3 separate regions of the Homo sapiens genome follow, and regions 1 and 2 are each linked to region 3. The links are chromatin loops, found by intact Hi-C in ENCODE. Cell type or tissue: mammary epithelial cell. All regions are shown on one strand. Links, peaks and the distances in the headings refer to the core of each region. The heading gives the core; the rest is flanking DNA.

The links. Hi-C counts contacts between places; a loop is a spot of excess contacts. Peaks named below come from ENCODE experiments on the same cell type or tissue, not always from the same donor. Only the 100,000 strongest peaks of a DNase experiment are listed, where the experiment ranks them.
Region 1: it touches region 3 in a loop (18-fold over the local background); 62 of 110 quality-filtered maps call a loop at or near these places.
Region 2: a loop joins it to region 3, with 5 times the contacts of the local background. A loop is called at or near these places in 61 of 110 quality-filtered maps.

The regions. Positions count from the first base shown.
Region 1 is chr7:24,661,341-24,671,587 of GRCh38, forward strand. PALS2 (protein associated with LIN7 2, MAGUK p55 family member) reads left to right here. Exons shown (of 12, transcript NM_001303037.2): 6 at 2,250-2,381; 7 at 4,248-4,347; 8 at 4,681-4,749; 9 at 7,159-7,320. Among named protein-coding and RNA genes, the nearest start is that of GSDME, 91 kb to the right of the region's middle. In mammary epithelial cell, for the core only: a CTCF peak has its summit at 4,520 (motif pointing left); a DNase peak (open chromatin) is centred at 7,791.
Region 2 is chr7:24,646,767-24,657,013 of GRCh38, forward strand. PALS2 (protein associated with LIN7 2, MAGUK p55 family member) reads left to right here. Exons shown (of 12, transcript NM_001303037.2): 4 at 2,846-2,998; 5 at 3,719-3,946. Among named protein-coding and RNA genes, the nearest start is that of PALS2, 78 kb to the left of the region's middle. In mammary epithelial cell, for the core only: no CTCF peak of the experiment used is centred there; no DNase peak of the experiment used is centred there; H3K4me3 peaks cover 444 bases; H3K27ac peaks cover 736 bases.
Region 3 is chr7:24,396,610-24,406,856 of GRCh38, forward strand. All of the region lies in intron 1 of LOC107986777 (a long non-coding RNA gene), which reads right to left. Among named protein-coding and RNA genes, the nearest start is that of NPY, 120 kb to the left of the region's middle. RefSeq lists enhancers at 1-590, 2,044-2,698, 4,663-5,317, 5,318-5,972, 9,902-9,961 and 1 more. In mammary epithelial cell, for the core only: a CTCF peak has its summit at 5,568; no DNase peak of the experiment used is centred there; H3K4me3 peaks cover 174 bases; H3K27ac peaks cover 283 bases.

The DNA.
Region 1 (10,247 bases), core at 901-8,900, 260 kb after region 3:
AAATAAATTGTTCTATAAATCTTTTACCTTTGAGAGATGTGGTTTGTATTCCACAGATAATGGCATTTCCATAACAATTTGACAGATGTTGGAGGAATGAATATTTGAAATTTGGACTATCTTGTAAAGTCTGAGCTTTATGGTTACAAAATATATTCTGTTCCACACATAAGAATGGTAATCACATTCATGGTTAGATGACAGGATTCTCTTGCTATTCTTCAATCACTGCATCTTTCTTGAGAAGTAAGGAGTATGCAGGTATTTTTATAACTTTGCATACCAATCCTTTTTCTCTGCCTGATCTCAAATACCTTTAACTTTTTGTTCTATCATTTATAACTTGCAGGTATTATACTTTGTGGACAATTAATTAGGGAGGTAGTTGCCTTACCAAATGAGTGAAGTAATAAAATGGTCTAGTAGTTTGTTTATATTTTCTTAATTTATTATAAATTAAAAGTCTGGCTTTATTTATGCAATTACAAATATATTTTTAGAGTTTCATCAATATGGAGAGGCATCCAGCACACATCCCATCAGGTATGCTGTCATTCCAGAACATTCTCTGGTACTTCATTTTTCTGTCTTATCCGCCAACTAAATTTCCTTTGGTTAAATTTAATTATTTTGGTTTTTTCCCGTTGTCAAAACATGGAGCTGCATGACATTATCAAGTTAGCCAATTGTCACACTTTAGCAATCTTAATGTTTGTATGCTTGCTTTTTAGATCTAAAATTATATATCAGGAAAAAAATTATTGACCTACTGATTTAAGGATTAATATTTAGCTTTTCTAGAGTAGTTGAAAATGTTCTGAATGCTTTCTATGAAAATCATCTAATTATAAATAACTAAGATTTTATTACATGTTCCCAGATTTCGTTATTTTAAAATTATTTTGTATGCATCGATCACAATACTTTTACCACACTAATAATATAATATGTCTACTTGTGTTATTTGAATTTTGTTGGTTACAGAAGTATGATAAACAAATAGAAAAAGAACATTGTTATTTTGACTAATTGTGTACTTTCTTATTAAAGTTTACATGCTGATTAATGCTAAGGCAATTCTTTAGAAGATAACATTTGAATTTCTATAAATATATATAAAACAAGTCTGTTTTAAGAAAGCAGTTGGGCTGGGCGCAGTGGCTTATGCCTGTAATCCCCATACCTTGGGAGGCTGAGGTGGGCAGATGACTTGAGATCAGGAGTTCGAGACCAGCCTGGCCAACATGGTGAAACCTGGTCTCTACTAAAAATACAAAAATTAGCCAGGTGTGGTGGCACACGCCTGTAATTTCAGCTATTTGGGAGGCTGAGGCAGGAGAATCACTTGAACCTGGGAGGCGGAGGTTGCGGTGAGCAGAGATCACGCCACTGCACTCCAGCCTGGGTGAAAGAGTGAGACTCCATCTGAAAAAAAAAAAAAAAAAAAAAAAAAAAAGAAAGAAAGAAAGACAGCAATTGGTCTGAACCTTCCATCAAATACCAAAAATGCATAATTTAATTAGAATTTAAATTAAAGCAAATAAGCAAAATAGCCCAAATTTCGGAGATCATAACTAACAGTGTTAACTGACATACTTTTATTAATAATGCAAATGTAAAAGAAATGTGTATACACAAATGAATTTAAAATGGAAAATAGTTTCGAGACTTCTTCAGTATTTGTCTTACAATGAATTTAATGTTGATCATTTAAATTTAAGATGAGCATATAAATCAGAGCAAGATGATTAAAAAAGTATTTAAGGCTACCAAATATATTTCATATCTGACTTCAACATCAACTTTTATTGTTTAATTTTGGTTTCAGGGCCTTTTCACAGAGTTCTAATACATCTGAAATATATACCTTAAATCAACTACCTATATTATATTTCAGGATGTTAATTGGATCATAGCATTTACTTGCATTAAAAATTATGCAGTGTTGGTTGGAAAATCAAGTGAAAAGATTGAAGAAAAGTGGAAGAATGGTGGGATAGAATGATTATCAAACTCTTGTTGATTTAAAGTTAGATATTAAAGTAGAGAAGAAGTTTTATTATCTTTCTGATACCAAAATCTGTTAATATTCTAATAACTTGATTTCCATTTATGAGAGACAAGTTCATTATCTGAAGTACTAAATACATTGTCAGTTACAATTAAATCAGAGTGGTTTGACAAGGATTTTTTAAATTCAGTGGCAAGTGATACAACTATAGTATTTTTAATTGTGCTATGTGTTTTAGGTATTTGTGAAGTGTCATTTTGATTATAATCCATACAATGACAACCTAATACCTTGCAAAGAAGCAGGATTGAAGTTTTCCAAAGGAGAGATTCTTCAGATTGTAAATAGAGAAGATCCAAATTGGTGGCAGGTTAGTATGCTTCTCAGAAGTTCCTCAGCTACTTTTCTAATTTTAATCTTAGATCTGATCAATATCTGAATAGTCAGGAAGAATATTAGCATTTGTTACAATGATTTTTCCCACATGAACAGCTCCTGCTTCGTGGCTACTAATTTTGTGGACATAAGATCAAATTGGGAGGGAATTTGCAACTTAATAAGTGCAGAATTAACCAGCCTGTGGCACTAACCCATTGGTTTAGGGATTAGACCAATTGGTTTTTTTCACATGGGTAATTGCATTAAAATATGCTATTGGCCAAGAAGAACTCACTTGGGTCATCCCTTTTCAAAAGATAACTTGGGTTTTGTTTATTTTAAGTAGGAGACTTTTACTGTGAAATAAGTGTGTCTCTTGTCTCCTCTCCCTCATGTTCGTTCATAGCAAGTAAAGCATCATTTCTTAAGGTCTTAATGTCTATTTGCTCCCCTCTTCTCAGATATTGGGAAATGGAGGTTCACTCTATCAGTTTTGTTTGGTTTTGGATTAAAATCTGTGTATATGGAAAGAGATGTGTATTATCACTGTATTTTTCCCTCCTTTTTTCAGAAGATCTGTTTAATGGTATTCTTTTTTCTTCTCCTAATGCAGCTTTCAGAAACCCCTAGCAGCAGTAATAAGTCTGTTTTTGTAATGGTTTATGTTAGCTAACAACCACAATATTCAGAACTGGAAAAACTGACAGGTCAGGAAGTCTGAAATGCCTTAAACTATCAAAGCAAATGAGAGTTTTACTAAAGAACAAGGAGTAAGAGGAAAGGATCCAGGACTTAGCACCAAATTCTAAAATTAACTGAGATGTTGGTAACTCACATTAGCTCTAAATTATAGATCTACTTCTAAGGAGAAACAAATCACAGAATGAGAACAATCTTACTTATGTGTCCTTAAATTTAACTTAAAACATTATGTATAAGTGCACTATGTGTTGAGACAGCTAAGAAATGGGTAAATTAAACAGAATCCATGATTTCAAGAGGTTTCCCCTGAACTTTTTTTAGATCCCTCATTTAAAAAATCTCTCTGTGGCTGTTTCCTTTATTGAATTATTCCAGTTTTCCATTTTTTTTCTTTTTCCTATGAATACGATCTCTTAGTTTTCTCTTCTAACCTGTCACCATTCTCTCAGTTTCTCCCTGCATTTTGATAGTTGGTTACTTTAATTCTGTTTTTCAGGATTTTAAGTGCTTAAAGTTATACTAGATTTTCTATGCTAGTTGTAAGGATAGAAATACTAACTTTGTGAGATAAACCACTAACAGCCAGTTCTCCAGCCACTATTTTAAAATATTTCTCTTTGGAGCTTATTTTAAGTTAGCTGTTTTACATTAGGTGAAGTTTCGCCTAGTTTAAACTTACAAACTCTTGGGATATTCAGACTCCTGGTGGCATAAATTAAAATCTACACTTTATATTCCACATAGTATCTCCTTTTCATTTGGTTTGGCCTGAAATACCAACATAGTAGGATTAAGGTTGACAGTAAATATCTTACTAAAGGGTGCTAGATAAAATGTCCTGTTAATACATCTTATTTAGAATAGCATTTTCCTTTTCTAACTTAGTATCATAAATAAGAAGTTTTAGCAATTTAATTTGTATTTTGGTCCCCACATTTCACTACCAGATGACAGATATGAAGAATTTTAGGTGCCAATTGATTCTTCAGTGCTGAATTGTTTAAATATCTTAACTGACAATGCTATGGATTTAAATCTCAAGGTTGTTTTTAAGAGCAAATGTGACTTTTTTGACTGACCACTGCTTGTCTTACTTAATAGAATATGGTCTCAAATTTTGGTCACTGAGATGTACAATTCATTAATTTGATTCTAGGCTAGCCATGTAAAAGAGGGAGGAAGCGCTGGTCTCATTCCAAGCCAGTTCCTGGAAGAGAAGAGAAAGGCATTTGTTAGAAGAGACTGGGACAATTCAGGTGATGAGCTCGACACAATAAGTAACAAGCAGTCCTTTGTGACCACCTTTCTTTGTCTCTTTTGTCTAAATAAGCAAATGCATTTATTTAAAATATGTCTAGAATGAATCCCTCCCTCTGCTTTCTCTCGCTCATAAGTAATCTTTTTTGATCCCGTTCTGCCACCTGCTGGTAGAGTATCAAAATTCAGTGGCTTAACTCACCTCCACCCTCTTTTGCTTCCTAGGATGCCACATTGGGGAGATAATTCTCCCACCCCTGTAAAATACTATAGGGCAATTTTTTCATATTCTGATATACTGCTTAAGTTATATTTGTTTTATCATCCTTCAGGACCTTTTTGTGGAACTATAAGTAGCAAAAAAAAGAAAAAGATGATGTATCTCACAACCAGAAATGCAGGTAGGTTTTAAATACTTTTTGAGAAGTCCAAGTGAAGTAGCTATATGTCATTTAGTGTGGCATAAACTCTGAATATACAGCTTTAAGTGAGTGTAATTCAGATTAGTACCTAGTTGCAAGGGGCTGACATATGAACACATGGTGCAATATAATATAAATTATTTAAAACCCACATTATATATACTACCATGTGCTTTATTTTGTGAGTATAGTTTACAACACAAAACAAATTGGTTAAGATTTTTGTTTGTCTTAATCAAGAAGCAGTATCATAATTGAAACTATTTGTCCAGAGAATTTTGAAATAGTAATTTATGTGCCATTTCTAAAGGATAGAATGCCTTTGTCAAGATGTTAAAAGAGTTATGTTTAGGGCAACTGTATCCTGCCATAACACTGACCATGATAGTTTTAGAAAAATAGCACTGGACCAAATAAATCTTAGTCTGATCTAATAGAATTCTGTCTTAAATCTTTTAGTCATACAGAAAGAAATATATTTAAAAAGAAAGAAATGGTAACTATATGAGGTGATGGATATGTTTAATAGCTTGATCGAGGTAATCATTCACATTGTACACATTCATGAAAACATCAAGTTGTACACTTTATATACAATTCCTGTTTGTCAGTTGTACCTCAGTAAAGCTGAAAAGATTTTTAAAAACAATGTAAAATAAGACCCCAGACCTGGATTGGCTACTCATTGGCTATTAAAAATAAATAAATAGGAAAGAAGGGAAAGAATGGAAACTACTATATTTATTCTTCCCAGTTGCAGAGGATGACAGAAATAAAAAACAGCTCTATGAATCAGAAATTTCTGGAGGCTTAATCAAAGGAGTTGGCAATTTTAAAAGTACTTTCTTGACTTCAGAGCTACCTCTATGCTGGTAATAAACTAAATAGCACACCATAAAAGAAAATAATATAGAAGGAAGAAGTAGGCTTGCTTTCTCTTAATATTGGTTTAATCTACTGTGGGGAAATTGTGCAAAGAAAGAGTTACTATTAGGATAATAAGCTAAGGAAGGAGTGTTATTACTACAGATTGAGAGTTACAGTAATAACAGGTAATATAATATTTCAAATCATCACTTTGGCCCTATTATTCATAAAATATATGCCCATAAGGCTTTTTTGCAAAATAGAAAATTTGTAATTTTCCCATCGACTAAGATTATAATTTTGGGTTATGTTTCTAGTGAAACAGTTGGATCTAAAATTTATTTTATATGTAAATTTCAAAATCTTAATATTTAAATGTATGTTGTCAGTAAATGTCAGTATGTTGAATTCTAATCAAACTGATAATTGTTGATTTGCCATACAATATTTATTCATTTATATAATTGGAAGGTCACTTGTTCTGTGGAACTTACTTAAGCAACCACGCTAGGTTTACTCCTGTCCTCCGTATTTGCTACATGCTTTCTATATATACTGGTTTGTAATTTGATTATTTATATTAAAGGATTTTTACTGGCAAATTGATAATAAGTTTCAGTGGATAGAATCTCTGATAAGTAAGGATAAAACATAGAATTTTTCTAGCTTGATTAGATAAATTTTTTTTTTTTTTTTTTTTTTTTTTGAGACGGAGTCTTGCTCTGTCACCAGGCTGGAGTGCAGTGGCGCAATCTCGTCTTACTGCAGTCTCTGCTTCCTGGGTTCAAGTGATTCCCCTGCCTCAGCCCCCTGAGTAGCTGGGACTACAGGCGCACACCACCACGCCTAGCTAATTTTTTGTATTTTTTTAGTAGAGACGAGGTTTCACCATGTTGGCCAGGATGGTCTCAATCTCTTGACCTCGTGATTCGCCCACCTCGGCCTGCGAAAGTGCTGGGATTACAGGCATGAGCCACCATGCCCAGCCCGATTAGACAAATTTTTAAGGGCAAATGGATGGAACCAGATGTTTAAAGCAAGATATAAAATAATTTACTGGGGCAGGCACAGTGGCTCATGCCTATAATCCCAGCACTTTGGGAGACTGAGGCAGCAGGATCATTTGAGGCCAGCAGTTTGAGACCAGCCTGGGCAACATAGCAAGATCCCATCTCTACAAAAAAAAAAATTAAAAATTAGCTGGGTATAATGGCTCATACCTGTGGTTTCATTTACTCGGGAGGCTTCATTGAGCCCAGGAGTTCAAGGGTACAGTGAGCTAAGATTGCACCACTATACTCTACCCTGGGTGACAGTGAGCCCCGGTCTTAAAAACAATAATAAAATAATTATTATTTATTGTACTTTACCAAATTTGTAAAAACAAATCTATGCTAAGTGGGTACAAGTCAAGTGATATTTAACTATCAAGACAGCTAAGCCATTACTAGACAGAATTGCAGAGATTTCTTTCATGTATATAAAAGTTGACTTTGTATTCCCATTTCCTTTTTCATTTAGAATTTGATCGTCATGAAATCCAGATATATGAGGAGGTAGCCAAAATGCCTCCCTTCCAGAGAAAAACATTAGTATTGATAGGAGCTCAAGGTGTAGGCCGAAGAAGCTTGAAAAACAGGTTCATAGTATTGAATCCCACTAGATTTGGAACTACGGTGCCATGTAAGTTTTCTGTGTTTTCCTTGCTATGCAATTGGCAGGAAAGAGTATGGGCATATGGAGGAAAGGGGGATTATTATCATTAGTTATTGTTATTCCCAAATAAGTTTTCTTTATGGCAGTGAAAGTGAACAAGTAAAAGACATTGAAAAATTTAGTAATTCTGTAGCTGTCTTGAAATAGTGCTGCAGTGCTGTTGGCTTGCTGTCTGGTGGCAAGTGCTTCTCTAAACTATTCAGTTCAGAAATGTTAGAATTAAATGCCTACATTTAAGACTCGTGGCAAGATAGGCATTTAGGATTTTCTTGTACTGATGTCTATCTAAAAAGTTGGATTTTTCAGCCATTTTAGTGTAAAGAAAAGGGGAAAGCTTCTGACCCTTGGACATACCCAGTGTGGCAACAGCTGTGTGAACTTACGTGGCCTGGCTTGTAGCTCTCAGTCATGCAAGGTCATAAACCTGATTTTTGATAGCACATAAGAGTGATTCATCTTTTACTGCAGGCAGCATTCATTAAGGTTACAGAGTCTGATGTATAGAATAAAATAGTACTGATGAGAAGTATAACCATTAAGTGAACCAAGCACTCATTTTATGGTCTTTGCATTCATTTCTCTATTTGCATATTTACATAGAAAGTTAAATAATCATGTCAGAAGTATGCTTGATGAGAATGGAATTAGATCAAGGAATTGGATGATGTTAGTGATTTACTGTAATGACTAATACACATTTGTCTCTGACTGTAGGGACTAATAAACATTTGTCTTTGTTTTTGAAATACGTGGATCTTTACTTGTGAACTTAGATGTTCTCTCCCTTGAAGAAAGCAGGAGATAAGCTAACATTGCTTTCATTCCCATTGCTGTGCTTCTATTTCTGACCAAGCCCCCTTTTAACATGGCATTCCTTTAGGTATATTAATGCCTTTAAGCTATTTTGAGTCAAATCCTAGGCTAACTTTAACCCTATCTCTTTTAATTGAATTTTAGAGTTTCCCTGGTTTTGTCCAGTATATTTTGGGTTTAATTCTCAGTGAGTACTCTTATTGCTAAAATTCTTAAAAGTTAGGGAAATAGCCTTGTCATTGCCCCCCTGTGCTACTTATAATCCCTTCAGTGTAAATCTTCTGATTCTACTGCAGGCATTGTAAATCACTAAATTTAGACAAATCCTACTAAAGTGGTTAACAGAACAAAAACTTCACTGTAATCAACGTATGTTAAAGCTGCACTTGTGAAGTAAAAAGTTTTTCGCTTTTATCAAATTCATATGTGCCCAATATTTTTAGCAAGTAGTTCTTAAAGACATATAATGGGGAAAAAAATAACCCCTTCTCTTCCCCTGCCTCACTTATGAAAAACAGTCACTTTTCATTGTTTTTGCTATTTCTTTTGGTTGTGTTCCATATTTCTTAATAATGTCTTTAGTCTGCTGTTTCCTGCTTTATGCAGTTTAGGCCTTATCTGTTGACTTCCTGACTGTCCTTCCAATATAAAGATAGCTGTATTTTCAGTTAGTTCAATTTCACTTTCTTGAACAGCCCTTTCCCCTTCTGTGACCCAGGAATCTCTGGAGTTCTGTTTTTCTTTATACTACCTGATTTTATATATATATGTGTATACAGTTTTTTGTTGTTTTTTAAACTAAAGACTTGTTTATCCAGTAAGTCAGGTTCTTTTTTTTTTTCCTGGAGACCTCTGTCTCAGAACCCTCTGTCTTTCTGCTTCAATGAGGACTACATGCTGTCTCTCTGGCTGCCCAGCTGTTAACACTGGAGTAGTTCCCTTTGTTGTTATCCTGGGTTGAAGCTGTTGTTCCTGGATCCCATTCTTTCTCTTTCTTGGTTTATCACCTTGTTTTGCTGGGGTACATCCTCTTGTATGTGGAATGTAATGTCTGCATCTTTGTGTTTTAAAATGTATATTTTCTGCCCTTTATTTGACTAATTAGCAGAGAATAGAATTCTGGATTGTAAAATTCAAAAGCTGTTACAACGTCTTCATCATCGCCAAAAGAATCTCTGTACCCATTTCCCACCAACTTCCTCACCCCCTGCTGCCAGGAGCAATCATGAATCTTTCTGTCAAAATAGATTTGCTTATTTTGGACATTTTATATACTGGAGTTATACAATATGTGGTGTTTTGTGACTGGCTTCTTAACATGTCAGATCTCATCTGCATTGTAGCATTTATCAGTACTTATTTTCTTTTCCTTGCTAAGTGATTATTATATGGCTATACCACATTTTATTTATATATTCATCAGTTGATGGACATTTGGACTGTTTTATTTTTAGCTATTGTGAATAATGCTACACTCAGCATTTGTATACAGGTATTTGTGTGGACATATGCCTGTTTCTCTTGGGTATATACCTTGGAATGGAATTTGTAGGTTATATGATGACTGTATGTTTAGCCTTTAGAAGAACTTCCACACTGTTTTCCACAGCAGCTGTGTATATACCCTTCACAATCCCAGCAGCATATGAAGTTTCCAGTTTCTCTACATCCTCACCAACATTTGTCATCTGGCTTTTTGATTGTAGTCATCCTAGTGGGTGTAAAGTTGTATCTCATTTTGGTTCTCATTTGCATTTCCCTAATGTCTGATCATGTCAAACAACTTTTCATGTACATATTTGCCATTTATATATTTTCTTTGGAGGAATGTCTGTTCAAACTGGTTGCCCATTTTTCAGTTAGGTTATTTGTCCTTTTCTTAAGCTGTAAGAGGAGGTCATATTATATTCTGGGTACAGGTTCCTTGTTAGATATGATTTGCACGTATTAATATTTTCTCTCATTCTTTGTTGACTTCTCGTGTTTTTGATGGTGTCCTTTGATATACAAAAGTTTTTCATTTTGATGAAGTCCAAATTTATATGTCTTTTGTTGCTCATGCTTTTCATATCGTATCAAGT
Region 2 (10,247 bases), core at 1,394-9,393, 250 kb after region 3:
AATCCATCAGGTCCCAGGCTTTTTTTGGTTGATAAACTATTTATTACTGATTCAATTTCGGAGGTTGTTATTGGTCTATGCAGGGAATCAATTTATTCCTGGCTCAGTCTTCGGAGGTTGTATATGTCTAGGAATTTATCTCTCTTCTAGGTTTTCTGGTTTGTGTGCATGGAAGTGTTCATAGTAGTTTCTCATGGTTGTTTTTATTTCTGTGGGTTCAGTAGTAACATTCCCTTCATCATTTCTAATTGTGTTTATTTGGCTCTCCTCTCTTTTCTTCTTTATTAGTCTAGCTAGTGGCTTGTCTATTAATTTTTTCAAAAACCCAACTCCTGGATTCTGATTTTTTGTTGTTGTTGTTGTTGTTTTAATTTAATTTAATTAATTTTTTTTTTTTTTTGAGATGGAGTCACTGTGTTGTCCAGGCTGGAGTGCAGTGGCACGATCTCGGTTCTCTGCAGCCTCCACCTCCCAGGTTCAAGCAATTCTCCTGCCTCAGCCTCCCAAGTAGCTGGGACTAGGCAGTCACGTGCCGTGACACCCAGCTAATTTTTGTATTTTTAGTAGAGACAGTGTTTCACTATGTTGGCCAGGCTGGTCTTGAACTCCTGACCTCAGGTGATCTGCCCACCTCGGCCTCCCAAAGTGCTGGGATTACAGGCGTGAGCCATCATATCATGCCCAGCCTCATTGATCTTTTGGAAGGTTTTTTGTGTCTCAGTTTTCTTCAGCTCAGCTCTAATTTTTGTTATTTCTCATCTTATTCTAGCTTTTGGGTTGTAAATCAGAATTTTCATTAGAGGTTGCAAAATGACGTTTTTCTGTTCTACATTATTAGCTAGTATTCTTCCATAATGTAGAGCTTCTCATCAACTGGGCTGCTTAGTGCATTTCTACTGAAGAGGCAGGAATGTACTTGATCCTTCCTTTTACTAAGTTTCAAAGTGAAGAGCTGTTTAAAATTGCAGTTTCAAGTGGTAACAAATGAGTTTTTTCAGTCTTTTTTTAAATAGCATTGTGGATCTATGGATTTTTTATTCAGTGTTTTAATCTTTTACAATCCCTACTTTTGATTTTCAAATTGCCGTGACTTTGACGAGTTGTGGGCAAATTTTTACTATAAAAATCTGAAGCACATGAGATTTCTGAACTAGAGATAGAAATTTAAGAGTTGTCAATGCATAAGTAGTGGCTCAAGTCACAGGAGTAAATGAAACTGCCAAAGGAGGATATAGGGTGGAAAACTAAGCAGCGCAGGTTAGCAACTTCCAGCATTTATAGGAAGAATCCTTACATATGGATTTATGAGTTGTTTTATTGAATTTTTTTCTCCAGTGTTTCACAAATTGTTTTATGAAATGACCAGAAATTACCAATTATCCTGATTGCTTTTTTCCCGAACCTGTTAATATTTGCTTCTTTCTATTTTGATTTATTGTTTTTGAACTTGAATTCTATCCAGCCCCTCAAGAATGTTAACTTATCTTTATGTTGAATATGCACAGTTGCAGTAAAAATTATTCTTTTTTTTTTTTTTTTTTTTGAGACAGAGTTTCACTCTTGTTGCCCAGGCTGGAGTACAATGGTGCAATCTCGGCTCACTGCAACCTCTGCCTCCCGGGTTCAAGCAGTTCTCCTGCCTCAGCCTCCCGAGTAGCTGGGATTACAGGCACACACCACCACGCCCAGCTAATTTTTTGTGTTTTTAGTAGAGACAGAGTGTTGCCATGTTGGCCAGGCTAGTCTTGAACTCCTGACCTCACATGATCCACCTGCCTCGGCCTCCCAAACTGCTGGTATTACAGGCATGAGCCACCGCGCCTGCCCTAAAAATTATTCTTTTAGGATAAGAAATGAAAAAAAATTTAACATTTTAGTATTAATTAAGAAATTCCTTGGGAGGCCGAGGTGGGCGGATCATGAGGTCAGGAGATCGAGACCATCCTAGCTAACACGGTGAAACCCCGTCTCTACTAAAAATACAAAAAATTAGCTGGGCATGGTGGCATGCGCCTGTAGTCCCAGCTACTTGGGAGGCTGAGGCAGGAGAATCACTTGAACCCAGGAAGTGGGGGTTGCAGTGAGCCGAGATCACACCACTGCACTCCAGCCTAGGTGACAGAGTGAGACTCTGTCTCAAAAAAGAAAAAAAAAAAGCAATTCCTAGAAAGCTAGATCAAAACCACCCATGCTGGTAGCACATACATAGTAAGTATAGGAGGTAAAAAAAATACGTTATATTCGGGACTATTACTGACTTGTTTTTTTGCTCAAAAAATGTTCCTTTTATAAACTAAAACCTTTATTGGTAATATAAAATTTTTTGTCACTGATATAAGATGCTAATATTTATCCATTTTCTGTTGGACATCTTTTAACAGACGTTTTCTACATATAAAAAGTATATCATATTACTAACATAGCAATGTTAGGTAAAAATGTCATTTGAATTTGAATTTTTATGGTATTTTAGTAAATAGGATTGATGGTAAATATTGAATGATATGATGACAGTGGTGGCAATAAAACCCAGTACCTTCATTGCACCAGACTGGAAACCTAGGTTCAGTTTCCAGTGAACTTGCCAGTTTTTAAAAAGCATCACTAATATCTCTTCATATCTCAAAGAAGGAATATAATATTGTTTGATGATAATAAAACTATATATTTTTATATCTCTTAAAAATTATATATTTATTTGATCAACCTGATATTTGGGAATTTAATACCATGTGCCTTGGAAATTTTTAGTACTCCATTGGAATAATGAAATAACAAAGTACTTTTAGTAACAAATTTCATCCACATATCATAAATAACCACAGGCTATTTTGACTCCTTATAGTCACTGTTGGAGGCCCATGATATTGTGGCATCAAAGTGTTATGATTCACCTCCATCAAGCCCAGAAATGAATAATTCTTCTATCAATAATCAGTTATTACCAGTAGATGCCATTCGTATTCTTGGTATTCACAAAAGAGCTGGGGAACCACTGGTGAGTACAGATAAATCAGTACCCTATTAAATCTGAAATATGACATAATTTGTGGTTCAGTCACTACTCTGTTTCATTTTTTTTCCTTTTCATAATGTTATGAAAACTGTATTCTTGTTTGGCCTGTGTATAAAGACACAGCTGATGCTTTCTCAACTTGGTTTAGCCTGCAAAATTTAACTAAAATGAAAAGTTAAACTGAGCTAGAAGTAGAAATATGGCAAGGGGTAGCAAAAAATTTCAGAAGATGACTATTATGTTTCTTCCTACCCTTTGAAGACATGAACTACCCTTTGAAGAAATACTGACAGTATCAAAATATAAAAAGAAGTTGTTATTAAAAATTGAAGCCATACTAGGACTCTCTAAGTAGTGAAGTTTACTATTCCTTGGTAAAATTATTACTTCTGGATCCTGACTATAAGAACAGTGAGTGCAAAAAAGGAAAAGCCAGGAATAAGTCCATCAGAATGCACAAATACCTTTTCCTGCTCTCTCGAGTTTCCATTTAGCCTGTAAGATACATCCTATCCACTAGTGTAATAAACTATACTAGTACACAGTTTAATGGGAGTGAAATATTGAGACAGGAGAGAACATGGGAAAAGTAAGAATGATTCATTTTACCTAGTTTTAGAATTATTTTCTTACATATGCTCATGAATATTTAAGCATTTCTCCCTAATAATTAATGAGAAATCTGTTTCTTATTTTTCATAGGGTGTGACATTTAGGGTTGAAAATAATGATCTGGTAATTGCCCGAATCCTCCATGGGGGAATGATAGATCGACAAGGTCTACTTCATGTGGGAGATATAATTAAAGAAGTCAATGGCCATGAGGTTGGAAATAATCCAAAGGAATTACAAGAATTACTGAAAAATATTAGTGGAAGTGTCACCCTAAAAATCTTACCAAGTTATAGAGATACCATTACTCCTCAACAGGTTAGTAATAAAATTTTTGGTAGTATTAAAAATACTTTCATGTTTTTAATCACAGTGTTGGAAATAACTATCAGTTGCTACTATTTTGCTAAAGAAAAGAGAAAAAATTGATTTGAGTGTTCTGAAATGGCTTATTTTGTCATGGGTGAATTTTTGAATTTTTAAACAATGCTATTTTACTATTGTAAAGGAAATAGTAGATTTCTTCATTAACACCAGGAACCCTGGCATAATAGTAACCTACAGCTAGGTATCAGAAGAACCATAAAGTCTTTGAATTACTAATCTAGTAAACATTTCTGACAGCTGTTATGTTCAGGCATTGTATTAGGCCCTGGGAGAGGATAAAAATGCAGTCCAGATCACCTCCAGCTTAGTGTTTGTGTCATGGGTGAAATGACTGATGAGGCCAGAAAAGAGGATGGGTATAAAGAAAATCTTGGACCCCTGGTTTGCACACATTTGATCTGTATTTTAAAACTAATTTTAGGTAAACTAGGTAATTGAACGGGAAAATGTTTTAGTTATAGAGATTGTCTAGACTCGGTATGTTAAGTGAATTCAAAAAGAAGAGAGATGAGATTATGTAACCAGGTGGCAGATTTTTGAAGGTGTGAGGTGATTTGTGAACAACAGCTCTAATGAATGGTTAAGATGACCACTTAGGTTCAAATACCAGTGCTGCCAGTTATCAGCTTACCTTCTCTGTGCTTCATTTTTCTCATCTATATAGTTAGGGATAAAATTTGTTTTCTCAAAAGATTGTTATGAGGATTAAACGAGTTAATTCATGTAATGCTCTCACAGCAACACCTGGCACATAATGAGTGCTCAAGAAGTGGCTGCACTTGCTGTGGTGATGACGCAGTAGTGGTGAAATGGAACCGTAAAGAAAGAAAAAGAAATTGCGGAGGAAGAATTGAAAATTATGATAGGAGTGTTGGAACCAAAGAGAGGGTTTTCAAGCCTAAGTAATGTAGAAGTAGATGCCTCTAATGCTTAGGTTTATTCCAGAAATTTATTGTTTGATGTATGAATGAAATTATAAGTTTTCTTACATAAGATACTGCCAGTGTATCTTATTTCATATTGTTAAAATGAGAGTTTAAAAGTCTAGTTCTTACATTTCCATACAGTTATTTGAAATAACATTTCATTGAATGTCTATTTTAAACTGTTCTTTCAAAGGTAAGGATAGATTATTTAGTCATTAATATTAGCATGTAAATTGAACTTATGAAAATAGATAGGCTTGTAATTAACTTTGGTTGAAATGAAGGTAGTTTTGTGGTCCTCAAGGAAAAGAATTGTGAAAAATAAATGATATTAGTACTTAGACATTTCATATCACTAGTACCTCTCAGGCTACCTTTATTCCTCAGTTGGCAACTTTCAATTTGTGACAGCCTGAGGCCTTATCTTGGACCTGCGTACGCTGGAAGAGTAAAATCTAGGATTTACGTATTTTATTTATTATTATGTGTTAGTTGTAGTAGGAAGATCTTATTTTCCTTCTGTGGTCTAAACTCCAGAATTCTTCTAGCTCACCATGGCTATAAGAGACTTTTACAGGCAAAATAAAATTTTATAATATTAATAACTAGGGCTTTGGCCCAAATTCCTACATAGATTTTGCATCTGGTGAACTAACTGAATACCATGAAATGCAAGGACATTTAGCCTTGTTTAAACATAAGTTTTCCACATTCCATACCCTCTCAAACTCTGCTTTTCACTTAGCATTTAGAGCTGGGGAAATGAATTCAAGTAGGAGAGGAGGAGTCTTATAAGTCCGAGGTAGCCTGAGGCGTGTCCTCCCATAAAGAAGTAAAGAAACTATAACATGAAGGCTTCCAAAAGAACATCCAAATTGAGACTTTTTTTTTTTTAAATGAAAAGGGGAACATTACTCATATGCTGGAATAATAGGCATAAACCAGGGCATCTGCAAACCATGGGCATCCTACTGAGATGCTATAGGGAAGCAAGGGCATTTTGCGTCTTCAACTCTTTCACTAAAATCTCCACCATGTAGTGCTGTGGAGCTAGTCTCAGCTCTGGATTGCTGCAAGAGCAAATGAAAGCCAAGAACTCTTCCCTACCACGGTAATGTTTTTCAAAAGCATAGTCAGTAGATGATCTTTATCAGAATCGTTTCAGGTGCTTGGTAAAAGTCCAGAATCTGCTATGGGACATAAGTATCTATGTTTTAAATTTTGAGGGCCAGAGTGAGTTAGAAGTAGCCAATTCTGAAGTTCTTCAACTTTCTTATAGCTTAGATTTCCGGGGGCTATTCGTAATTCCATTTGTTTATTAAGGCCAACTGATAGGAATTCTCTCTTATTCTTTGGAACCAACATGACCTGGACAACTAGAAACAATATAAGAAAATATATTACAGGACTGTTTCATTCAAGGATATACATTAAAAATTCTCAACAAAATATTAGCAAATCAGATTTGATTGTGTATATAACAAAGATGATACAACATATCCAAGTTAGATTTATTATCCCAGGTATGCTAGGAGAGTTTCATATTAGAAAATCCATATGTATGTAACTAAGCACATTACCAGATGAAAAGAGAATAACCTCAATGGAGAATTTGATAAAATTCAATGATTTTTAAAAAATGATTAGTAAATTAGGAACAGAAGGGAAAAGCCTTAATTTTATTACAAAAAAAAAAAATAGAACAAACATTATTCTGAATTAACTAATGTTAGAAGCTTTCCCTTTAAAGTCAGAAACTGGCCTTGCAGCTGGTCTGCCTGAGACCTCTAGTGCCAACCCCAATACCCCACGAAGTTTAATTTCCACTCACGAAATTCCACTTTCGTTTTCATTATAAAATGAAAAAGCCCTCACAAACCATGAAAAACTTGCCAGATTTCAAGCACAATTGTGCACTGGTAAAAAGGAACTGCCCTCAGATGATACAGCAAACATTATCTGTTAAAACAGATGATAAAAAAAATCTTCAGTTTTCCTGAAAGAAAGTAGAAATAGGCAATATCTCTGATACTAAAGAGGTATGTCTGCAAACCAAGGAATGGTGATCTTCATTAACAATCCCAGTGTTCAGACATCTCTAGCAGCGAACACTTTGACCATTACCAGACATGCTGAGACAAAGCAGCTAACAGAAATGCCACCCAGTGTCTTAAACCAGCTTGGTGTCAACAAGCTTAAGGAAACTGGCAGAAGCTGGATGGAAAAGTACCACTTACTATTGGGGAAGTGGTGATCTTGTTCAGAATTTTGATGAAGCTTCCAACAGTGAGGCAAACTGAATTGATTCAGCTTCTAAAAAATAATACAATTTCAAGAATTTTAACTGCTTTTAAAATTTTTGTTTTATATATGATAAAATGTAAGTCTATAAATTCCAAGACCCTTGGACACTGCTTTTTAATTATTGATTATATACAGTTATTTATTGGCAATTAATTAGCCAGAAAATAGTTTAAAACAAAGATAAAGCCTTTGCCTAGTTAAAAAAAAAAAAAGAAACTAGAGAAGGATGCTCACTAGCACCACTTATATTTAATATTTTCTTGAAGGATCCATAAGTACAGTATGACAAAAATAAATTATACAAGCAAAATGTTTGGAAAGGAGGCAATAAAACTTATTTACAAATATGATCATGTTTTTGCATAGAAACCCCTCAAAACTACAACTTATTAGAAATAATAGAGTTTACCAAGGTACCTGAAAATAAGATGAAGACACAAAACTCAATTGCATTTCTGTATGTCATCAGCAAACGTCTAGAAATGTAACTATGACATCATTTATAGTAGAGTCAGAGAATGTCACATTTATGTCTAGGAATAAATTAACCAAAAAAATTCAAGACCTCTACACAAAGGAATTATGAAGAGGATCTAAATAAGCAGGTATATCATGTCATGGACAGGAAGACAATATTGTGAAGATGTTGATTTTTCACTCATTAACTTGTAGATTTAATGGAATTCCAGTCAAAACAGGGTTTTCCATGGAATTTGATAAGATGAATAGCCAAGACACTTTTGAATCAGAAAAGCAGGAATGGGGTCTGATTATTAATATGTAGGAATTAAGATATTGTGATGTTGGCATAGGAAGAGACAGCATGATCAATGGACTTTTAGAGAGCTCAGAAAGAGACCTACACATACATATTACTTTGATATGTGACAGAGATAATGTTTTTCAATGTGGAAAGGAGATGATGCAATGAATGGGGGGAACCTGGTTATTCTAGGGATACTGTTTGAAATTGTGTTTCACTCTACACAGAAAAATCAAGTAAAAGGGGACATGTGTTCAGTAAACATATAAAGATATATTGAAAATCATAATGTGATATACCATTAAGTTGGTAAAAATTATAGCTGTGAATCAACAGCATCTTTTCTACATTGCTGGTGGCAGTGTGTATTGGTATAAACACATTGGGGAGAAAAGTTTAATGTCTCTTAGAGTTAAATATTCACATATATCAAGCTGCAGTAATTCCCTAGAGCAATTCTTACGTATGTACAGCTGGAAACATGTTAATAAGCATATAAACCCCAAAAGATTACATGCATATAGCATGATACTATTTTTTTACGTTTAAAATAACTATATAAAGAGTACGTATAGATGCAGTAGAACTATAATCAAAATGTAAAGCAAGGAGTTTGTGAACCCAGGATTCAGGGTGAAGTGTGCCTTGGTTGGGGAAACCGAATGATGGGATGGGATGGAATGAGGGCAGGAGAATCAAGTAGGATTTTAATGTTAGTTTTAGGTGGCAAGTGCATAGCTGTCTATTATATTATTAAAACTAATTGAATCGACAAAAGCAGTCCTTGCACGAACCAGTGATATAAACTTAAGAATTATGATTAGTATAATTTTGGCCTAGGTTAGTAGTTAGTAGATTTTTTTTTTTTTTTTTTTTTTTTGAGATAGAGTCTAGCTCTGTCACCCAGGTTGGAGTGCAGTGGCGTGATCTTGGCTCACTGCAGCAGCGTGATCTTGGCTCACTGCAGCCTCCACCGCCCGGGTTCAAGTAATTTTCCTGCCTCAGCCTTCCAAGAAGCTGGGACTACAGGTGTGTGCCACCATGCCTGGCTAATTTTTATATGATTTTTAAAATAAAATTTTTTATTTGGCTGAGGCTTCAATTTGTGGCCCTCAGGTATTTATCAGAAAGGAACGTGGATTGCCCTTCAAAACTTTTTTAACCAAACATACCTTCTTGTTATCTTGCTGTTATCAAAAATGTGTGTGTACATCTGTATTTAACGAAGTAGACCAAGTTCGTACACTGAAAATTTTTAGAAAAAGAGCATCCTTCCTTGATCATCTCAGCTAGTGTCATGGAAAATCTCTTAGCAATGATAATCACTTTGTTCACCATCTTGTCACTCACTCTGAAATGCAGATTCAGATGGGCCTGGAACTATGGTTTAAGAAGTAGGTTCAATAAGCAACATTTGCACCATGTTTAGCCAACACATTCCCAAATGAATTACTAGCCACCTTCTGATTTAACATCAGGGTCAAGGTGGAGCTGTTTTTCTAGCCGTTTCATCCATTTAATTTTTCTCCCACTAATTATTGTCATTTGCATAAGCATAGTGTATTCCTGTGCAATATTTCCTCAATACTTTTACTGTTTTTATCTTTACTTTTAAAAATATCCTTGAGATAAAGTTTATATAAATAACATAAAGTGTACAATTTGATACATGTGGACATACATAATATACCCATGAAGTCAACACAATTGAGATGATGAACACTCCCAGAAATTTATTTGTGTCCATTTCTTTCTCTTTTTTTTTGAGACAGGGCCTCACTCTGTCACCCAGGCTGGAGTGCAGTGACATGATCACAGCTCACTGCAGCCTCAGCCTCCCAGGGCTCAGATAATCCTTCTACCTCAGCCTTCTGAGTAGCTGGGACCACAGGCATGCACCACCACACCCGGCTAATATTTGTATTTTTTCTTTTTTTTTGTAGAGACAGGGTTTCGCTACATTGTCTAGGCTGTCTTGAACTCCTGTGCTCAAGCGATCTGCCTGCCTCAGCCTGCTAAAGTGCTAGGATTACCGGCATAAGCCATTGCTCCCGGCCTCCCAGCTTCTTTGTGTCCACTTCTCATTCTTCCCTCCTACTCCCTTTCTCTCTACCACCCCTGACTCCAGGCAGCTACTGCTCTGCTTTTTGTCACTTTAAATTATTTTGCATTTTCCTTATTTTTATATAAATGGAATACCTGTATTCTTTTTTGGATTTTGTTTGATTCGTTTGTTTAG
Region 3 (10,247 bases), core at 797-8,796:
ACTCAGCCCGCCTGCACCCAGGTGAAATAAACAGCCACGTTGCTCACACAAAGCCTGTTTGGTGGTCTCTTCACACGGACGCGCATGAAATTTGGTGCCGTGACTCGGATCGGGGGACCTCCCTTGGGAGATCAATCCCCTGTCCTCCTGCTCTTTGCTCTGTGAGAAAGATCCACCTATGACCTCAGGTCCTCAGACCGACCAGCCCAAGAAACATCGCACCAATTTCAAATCCGGTAAGCGGCCTCTTTTTCCTCTCTTCTCCAACTTCCCTCACTATCCCTCAACCTCTTTCTCCTTTCAATCTTGGCGCTACACTTCAATCTCTCCCTTCTCTTAATTTCAATTCCTTTCATTTTCTGGTAGAGACAAAGGAGACACGTTTTATCCGTGGACCCAAAACTCCGGCGCGGGTCACGGACTGGGAAGGCAGCCTTCCCTTGGTGTTTAATCATTGCAGGGACGCTCTCTGATTATACACCCACGTTTCAAGGGTGTCAGACCACGCAGGGACGCCTGCCTTGGTCCTTCACCATTAGCGGCAAGTCCCGCTTTTCTGGGGAAGGGGCAAGTACCCCAACCCCTTCTCTCCTTGTCTCTACCCCTTCTCTGCTTTTCTGGGAGAGGGGCAAGTACCCCTCAACCCCTTCTCCTTCACCCTTAGCAGCAAGTCCCGCTTTTCTACGGGGCAAGAACCCCCAATCCCTTATTTCCGCACCCCAACCTCTTATCTCTGCACCCCAATCCCTTCCGAGCCCCAACCTCGTATCTCTGCACCCCAATCCCTTATTTCCACGCCCCGACCTCTTATCTCTGTGCCCCAACCCCTTTGCCCACTTTTCTAGAAGGTAAGAACCCCCGAACCCCTTCCCTCCGTTTCTCTACTTTCTCTTTTCTCTAGGCTTGCTTCCTTCACTGTGGGCAAACTTCCACCCTCCATTCCTCCTTCGACTCCCTTGGCCTGTGTTCTCAAAAACTTAAAACCTCTTCAACTCACACCTGACCTAAAACCTAAATGCCTTATTTTCTTCTGCATTGCCGCTTGACCCCAATACAAACTCGACAGTAGTTCCAAATAGCCAGAAAATGGCACTTTGAATTTTTCCATCCTGCAAGATCTAAATAATTCTTGTCGTAAAATAGGCAAACGGTCTGAGGTGCCTGACGTCCAGGCATTCTTTTACACATCAGTCCCTTCCTAGTCTCTGTGCCCAGTGCAACTCATCCCAAATCTTCCTTCTTTCCCTCCCGCCTGTCCCCTTAGTACCAACCCCAAGTGTCACTGAGTCTTTCTAATCTTCCTTTTCTACAGACCCATCTGACCTCTCCCTTCCTCCCCAGGCTGCTCCTCGCCAGGCCGAGCTAGGTCCCAATTCTTCCTCAGCCTCCGCTCCTCCACCCTGTAATCTTTTTATCACCTCCCCTCCTCACACCTGGTCCGGTTTACAGTTTCGTTCTGTGACTAGCCCTCCCCCACCTGCCCAGCAATTTACTCTTAAAAAGGTGGCTGGAGCTAAAGGCATAGTCAAGGTTCATGCTCCTTTTTCTTTATCCCAAATCAGATAGCGTTTAGGCTCTTTTTTATCAAATATAAAAATCCAGCCCAGTTCATGACTTGTTTGGCAGCAACCCTGAGACACTTTACAGCCCTAGACCCTGAAAGGTCAAAAGGCCGTGTTATTCTCAAAATACATTTTATTACCCAATCTGCTCCCGACATTAAATAAAACTCCAAAAATTGGAATCTGGCCCTCAAGCCCCACAACAGGACTTAATTAACCTCACCTTTAAGGTGTACAATAATATAAAAAAGTTGCAATTCCTTGCCTCCACTGTGAGACAAACCCCAGCCACATCTCCAGCACACAAGAACTTCCAAATACCTGAACCACAGCAGCCAGGCGTTCCTCCAGAACCTCTTCCCCCAGGAGCTTGCTACAAGTGCTGGAAATCTGGCCACTGCGCCAAGGAATGCCTGCAGCCCAGGATTCCTCCTAAGCCATGTCCCATCTGTGCGGGACCCCACTGGAAATTGGACTGTTCAACTCACCTGGCAGCCACTCCCAGAGCCCCTGGAACTCTGGCCCAAGGCTCTCTGACTGACTCCTTCTCGGCTTAGCGGCTGAAGACTGATGCTGCCCGATCGCCTCAGAAGGCCCGTAGACCATCACGGACGCCCAACTTCGAGTAACTCTCACAGTGGAGGGTAAGTCCATCCCCTTCTTAATCAATATGGAGGCTACCCACTCCACATTACCTTCTTTTCAAGGGCCTGTTTCCCTTGCCTCCATAACTGTTGTAGGTATTGACAGCCAGGCTTCTAAACCTCTTAAAACTCCCCAACTCTGGTGCCAACTTAGACAATACTCTTTTAAGCACTCCTTTTTAGTTATCCCCACCTGCCCAGTTCCCTTATTAGGCTGAGATACTTTAACTAAATTATCTGCTTCCCTGACTATTCCTGGATTACAGCTATATCTCATTGCCGCCCTTCTTCCCAATCCAAAGCTTCCTTTGCTTCCTCCTCTTGTATCCCTCCACCTTGACCCACAAGTATAAGATACCTCTACTCCCTCCTTGGCGACCGATCATGCACCCCTTACCATCTCATTAAAACCTAATCACCCTTACTCCACTCAACACCAATATCCCATCCCGCAGCACGCTTTAAAAAGATTAAAGCCTGTTATCACTCACCTGTTACAGCATGGCCTTTTAAAGCCTATAAACTCTCCTTACAATTCCCTCATTTTACCTGTCCTAAAACCAGACAAGCCTTATAAGTTAGTTTAGTTCAGGATCTGTGCCTTATCAATCAACCAACTTGTTTTGCCTATCCACCCCGTGGTGCCAAACCCATATACTCTCCTATTCTCAATACCTGCCTCTACAACCCATTATTCTGTTCTAGATCTCAAACGTGCTTTCTTTACTATTCCTTTGCACCCTTAATCCCAGCCTCTCTTCGCTTTCACTTGGACTGACCCTGACACCCATCAAGCTCAGCAAATTACCTGGGCTGTACTGCCGCAAGGCTTCACAGACAGCCCCCATTACTTCAGTCAAGCCCAAATTTCTTCCTCATCTGTTACCTATCTCTGCATAATTCTCATAAAAACACACGTGCTCTCCCTGCCAATTGTGTCCAACTGATCTCTCAAACCCCAGCACCTTCTACAAAACAACTCCTTTCCTTCCTAGGCATGATTAGCGCAGTCAGAATTCTTACACAAGAGCCAGGACCACACCCTGTAGCCTTTCTGTCCAAACAACTTGACCTTACTGTTTTAGCCTAGCCATCATGTCTGCGTGCAGTGGCTGCCGCTGCTTTAATACTTTTAGAGGCCCTCAAAATCACAAACTATGCTCAACTCACTCTCTACAGCTCTCATAACTTCCAAATTCTATTTTCTTCCTCACACCTGACGCATATACTTTCTGCTTCCCGGCTCCTTCAGCTGTACTCACTCTTTAAGTCCCACAATTACCATTGTTTCTGGCCCAGACTTCAATCCGGCCTCCCACATTATTCCTGATACCACACCTGACCCCCATGACTGTATCTCTCTGATCCACCTGACATTCACCCCATTTCCCCACATTTCCTTCTTTCCTGTTCCTCACCCTGATCACTCTTGATTTATTGATGGCAGTTCCACCAGGCCTAATCGCCACACACCAGCAAAGGCAGGTTATGCTATAGTACAAGCCACTAGCCCGCCTCTTAGAACCTCTCATTTCCTTTCCATCGTGGAAATCTATCCTCAAGGAAATAACTTCTCAGTGTTCCATCTGCTATTCTACTACTCCTCAGGGATTATTCAGGCCCCCTCCCTTCCCTACACATCAAGCTGGAGGATTTGCCCCACCCAGGACTGGCAAATTAGTTTTACTCAACATGCCCTGAGTCAGATAACTAAAATACCTCTTAGTCTAGGTAGATACTTTCACTGGATAGGTAGAGGCCTTTCCTACAGGGTCTGAGAAGGCCACCGCAGTCATTTCTTCCCTTCTGTCAGACATAATTCCTACAGTCTGATAACAGATGAGCCTTTATTAGTCAAATCAGCCAAGCAGTTTTTCAGGCTCTTAGTATTCAGTGAAACCTTTATATCCCTTACGGTCCTCCATCTTCAAGAAAAGTAGAACGGACTAAAGGTCTTTTAAAAACACACCTCACCAAGCTCACCCAGCAACTTAAAAAGGACTGGACAATACTTTTACCACTTTCCCTTCTCAGAATTCAGGCCTGTCCTCGGAATGCTACAGGGTACAGCCCATTTAAGCTTCTGTATAGACGCTCGTTTTTATTAGGCCCCAGTCTCATTCCAGACACCAGACCAACTTAGACTGTGCCCCCAAAAAACTTGTCATCCCTACTATCTTCTGTCTAGTCATACTCCTATTCGTTCTCAACTACTCATACATGCCCTGCTCTTGTTTACACTGCCGGTTTACACTGTTTTTCCAAGCCATCACAGCTGATAATCTCCTGGTGCTATCCCCAAACTGCCACTCTTAACTCTTGAAGTAAATAAATAATCTTTGCGGGCAGGACTATGCTGAATCTCCTTAGGCACTCTCTAATCAGATATCCTGAGTCGTCCCAATTCTTAGACCTTTTATACCTGTTTTTCTCCTTCTGTTATTCCATTTAGTTTCTCAATTCATCCAAAACTGTATACAGGCCATCACCAATCATTCTATACGACAAATGTTTCTTCTAACATCCCCACAATATCACCCCTTACCACAAGACCTCCCTTCAGCTTAATCTCTCCCACTCTAGGTTCCCACGCCACCCCTAATCCCGCTTGAAGCAGCCCTGAGAAACATCACCCATTCTCTCTCCATACCACCCCCCAAAAATTTTCGCCGCCCCAACACTTCAACACTATTTTGTTTTATTTTGCTTATTAACATAAGAAAGCAGGAATGTCAGGCCTCTGAGCCCAAGCCAAGCCATCGCATCCCCTGTGACTTGCATGTATACGCCCAGATGGCCTGAAGTAACTGAAGAATCACAAAAGAAGTGAATATGCCCTGCCCCACCTTAACTGATGACATTCCACCACAAAAGAAGTGTAAATGGCCGGTCCTTGCCTTAAGTGATGACATTACCTTGTGAAAGTCCTTTTCCCGGCTCATCCTGGCTCAAAAAGCACCCCCACTGAGCACCTTGCGACCCCCACTCCTGCCCACCAGAGAACAAACCCCCTTGACTGTAATTTTCCTTTACGTACCCAAATCCTATAAAACGCCCCCCCGACACTTATCTGCCTTTTCGGACTCAGCCTGCCTGCACCCAGGTGAAATAAACAGCCATGTTGCTCACACAAAGCCTGTTTGGTGGTCTGTTCACACAGACGCGCATGAAACTCTTCATAACACAGGTTAAAATATGCGTTCTTTTCTTAGCCAGGGTGACTTCATGCAGGGCTGTTCTTCATGTTATTAGGTGGCCTTTAATATCTTTGAAATATGGCACAATTAGAAGCCTGAACCTTACTCTAATGTTTATAGCAGCACTTTATCAAACTTGGTTTCGGATCATATACAAATTCTGACACTAGAGGGAGTGCATAATGTATTACAGAAAGGGAAAGCATACACCTAATAAATTCAAGGTAAAAATGCAGAGTAGCAAGACAAGACTTTCATTATCTTCCGTTCAGTAAGCCCCATGCCTTTCCCCCACAACCCCGAAATTACTAGAGGCCTCTTTCCCCCTTAGAACTGTAGTTTGAATTGGTAGGAGGTTGGTAGGTTGCTTGAAGAACTGTGAAAAGAGTGTTTTATTTTAGAGCCTTTCTAGTGTTTTGTTTTCATTTTTAAAAAATTGAGACATAGTATTTCCTACCTCTCATACATTAGATGGCAAAATTAAAATTACTCCTGGCCGTTTTGTTCTGTTTCTGACTTGGTTAAGATGCTTAACTATATAGTAATGTCACCTATAGAATGAAAAGACTCGGGCTTTATCCTTTGCTTAAAAAATGTAGTCTAGTCTTATGAAAGGGTAAGCATTGTTTTTAGCATTCAGCTTCATAATTTATTCCCTTACTATAGGTGCTGCTCTGATAATTTAACAGCCAATGTCAAACAATTAACAAATAATATTTAAGGCATTTTTATTTCCTAATGTCAAAAATTTCTCATGCTCTAACCAAATGGAATGCCTAATGCCTGAAAACATGTAAATGACTACAAATATGACTGAGCTATTAACACAGCAACAAGAGATTCGACTGGCTGAAAAAGTGAATGATCATTGCCACCAGTAAGACTCAACAACTGTTCTCGAAAAATGTGATCACTGCTGTGTGCTTTCCTAAAACCTTTTTGTGTATTCATTATACATTCCACAATTATCGTAAATCCATCTTGTACTCACACAAATCTTTGAACTACCGGTAAACTGTCTCTTTAATGGAAATGAAAATTAGAAAAATTAAAAAGCAGGCTCATTATGAAAAATCCTGTACTTTATCCAGATGAATGAAATGACCCACACAAATGAAACATCCAGACTCACATTACCTTTTCCTAAAATACCGAAACCATGTCTCTGACTAGGGCATATTTGTACAGACTTACCTGACAGAGAGCCTTTTGGTTAATGATATTTCACCATAATGACTTCTGGAAAGTTAAACCAGATTTCAGGCAATAGACTATGCAGGGTGTATGTGTGTGTGTGTGTGTGTGTGTGTGTGTGTGTGTGTGTCCATCTGCATATATGTATGTGTCTATGTGTGTGTGCTGTGTCTGTCTATGTCCATCTGTCTGTGTGTATGTGTCTGTATGTATGTCTACATGTATATGTGTATGTGTGTCTGTATATGTATATATGTGTGTCTGTGTGTATGTTTCTGTCTGTGTGTGTCATGATTTTTTATTCAAAAGCACACAAGTAAACACATCATGAGAAGTACTATTTCAACATTACAGTTCCAGTTAAAACACATATGAATCAATTTACACAATATCACAGTTTCTAGATAGCAAATATCATATGGAGCAAGTTTGAATCCTGCCCCATGTTTGGATGAATGCCAGATATTTTACTCTTGCACACACCAAATAATGGGGGTGAGGATGCAGCAGATTCTACGGCTCTTCAGTCTGTGGTGCCCATGCACGATTTCTACCTGTTTTCAAAGGTTCTCACCTTTGTGTTGCCCTAATGATGTTTGCCTGTGCTTTAATCTTATTAAGTGCAGTTTGAGTGTGCTGATGAGCCCAGACACTCTGCCTAAATTGGTCACTTGATTTTTCCCCACCTCTTACACCTGACACTCTCTCTATCCACCACCACCTGTGATCAAGCTTCTCTTCCCCCCTTGGTGAGTATCATAAACCTTTCTCACTTTTCATCCACACATTACATTTACTTATTTTCAAACTGTTGTACATTGCTCATATATATTTATCTTTATCATTCAATTGAAATGTTTTCTTTTCACCTGTAAAAATTGGTTAGATATATTGGATTGGGATGAAATTAATCATAATTTTCCCCATTAAAAATAATTTTTCATGTAACAGCTTTCACTTAGTGGCAGAATTTTCAGGAATTAATTCAAAATGGTAAGAAAGGGATACACAAATATTGAAACACAGAGCACCCCACCGGACAAGTCTGGTAAGTCCACTCACATTCTCCAGGGGAACAAAGGGCAAGCCTGGGAGAGAAGAGATGAAGTACCCACCCTCTGCATTAGTGTTTATGGTATTTTATTTTTTTTCTTTGAGATGGAGTCTCCCTCCAGCGCCCAGGCTGGAGTGCAGTGGCATGATCTCGGCTCACTGCAGCCCCTGCCTCCCAGGTTCAAGTGATTCTCTTGCCTCAGCCTCCTAGTAGCTGGGATTACAGGTGTGCGCCACCACACCTGGCTAAAGTGCCATGTTGGCCAGGCTGGTCTCGAACTCCTGACCGCAAGTGATCTGTCTGCCTCGGCCTCCTAAAGTCCTGGGATTACAGGTGTGAGTCACAAGTGTTTAGTATTAGTGACAGTGCCTCAGTGTTGCAGATGGTTTCCAGAGTTCCCAGAATTTTTGTTTTGGGGATGGGGTGGGGAGTTGCATGGGAGAAAGAAAAGTGTCTCAACTCAGAATCTTGGGGAGATTCAGGAGATAATTGGATAACCAGACAATCCCCACAGATATCTTTAGTGATTTTTTAAAAATTACTTTATTTTCTTAATTTTTTTACTCTTTACAACTATGTTGGTATTCTGTTTCTAGACTGTGATTTAGGTTAAACACAAAGTTTATTTAGTATTTGTTTACCCAATTATATCATCTTTACACATAAAATAATTTTATAAAAACATTAAAATTACTACCATTTGTAACCTGAGTATCATGATTTTATCTATCCTATGTACAGGATTCAAAACATAAAAAGTTTCCCAAAAAAACTTTCTGTCAAACAGTAGGCTGGTTAGCATCAATACTACCATAGAAATCCAGTCTGGCCTGATCTTTTATCCTCAGATCTCTAGTTGTATCTGAAATGGAATAGATACCCCAAAAGTAGAAAATACTCCTTATTAGATGCATTGTGTGAGAAATGATTGTTTGAGATGTTAAGGAAAACAACACTATTTCTGCAGCAAATCTAAATTCTAAACATGCATAAGAGGATGCCCTATGTTGGTCTGCAAAGAAACAGGTTGAAAGAAGCACCACACTATTGTTCTGTCCATTAAAAATTAATCAACAGTGGTGAAGAAATGCTTTTACTAACATAGAAAGATGTTTACAATACACTGCTGAGTGGGAAAAAAGTAAGTTACAAGACAGAATCTGTGTTTTTCTTAGAGAAAAAAATGTATATGTAGCAAAATGTAAAAAGGAGCTCTCTATAGTATAATTATAGATATTTTTATCACTTTCTTCTGCTTATATGTATTTTTCTAAGTTTTTTTATATAATGAGCATGAATTACTTGTTTGATGCTTTATGTATGAAGTTTGAAAACTCTACTAGCTAGTAATAGCTTGATACTGACTTTGAGTAAGGTTTAGACCAGTGATCTTCATCCCTGGCTGCACACAGAATCACTTGGGAAGAGGGGGTTAATTATGACCCCATGTTGTAGAAAAGGGTGGGAACAGTAACCAATTAAGTCAGAATCTTGCTGGAGGGGGCAGGGAAGGAGCACTGTTTTTATTTATTTCTTGTTAAGTTCCTTAGACAATTCTAATATGTAGTCAAGGATAAGAATAATTAGTTTCAACAGTATCGGTCACAGTTTATGATCAGATTCACCAGCGAATGTTATCTGAACATTCCCATTTTACTTCTCCCTGAATACTGCCTAACTTAGAATCACTGGCTTTTCTAACTTGAAGACAGCTTAGTTCAATTCTGATGATCAAATGTGTTGATTTCCTATTGTGTGCCATTACTTGCTAGGTTCTGGCAGTTGAAGGTGAATAGCACCCAGACCCTCCCCTTACTGAGTTTGCATTCCCCTTATGGAGCTTGCATTCCAGTAAGGGAAACACACTGGGGGAAAAAACTGCTGCAATACAATGCCGTTGGTTGTATGATAGAAGCATGCACATGGAGAACTGGGGGGATATGGTGAGAGGCACCCACTTAGGGGGGTTTGGGGAGATCTGCCTGGAGGAGAGGATCATGTGTTCCCCTTGGAAGGTACATGACTGGTTCAAGATCACACAGACAAGTGTGAGGGGCCAAATCAGGAACAGAACCTTGCTATTCAACACCTACTCCTGTACCATTTGATGACTCCGACAAGCTGAGACAAAAGGCCTGACTCAAGGGTACAGAGAACACCCTCCCTTCTAGAATATCCCCTTCCTGTACACGCCCACACATGTGAAATAAACCACAGAAGTATCAGCTGTAAGATGTTATTAATGAAGGCAGGCCTCTCAGGCATTCTGACCTGGCACAAAAGTTGTCAGATTAATGGTATTAGAAAATTTGCAAATCAAATGGCTCATTATGTATGATACTGTACTTGCAAATAGGATTAGGTTGATTATGCACTATAAATAGCATTTTTAAAAGACTCCCTCAAGGCCGATTGGGCTGATATCTTGCTAGTCAGATTTTTTTTGAATAAATAATATTTGTACATATTTATGGGGAACATGTGATATTTTGATACATGCATAAGATGTGTAATAATTTAACCAGGCTCTCAAAGTAAAGGGTTACTGAACTGCTAAACAGATGACACCTTGTAGTCAGAGCTTAGCTGCCCAGTG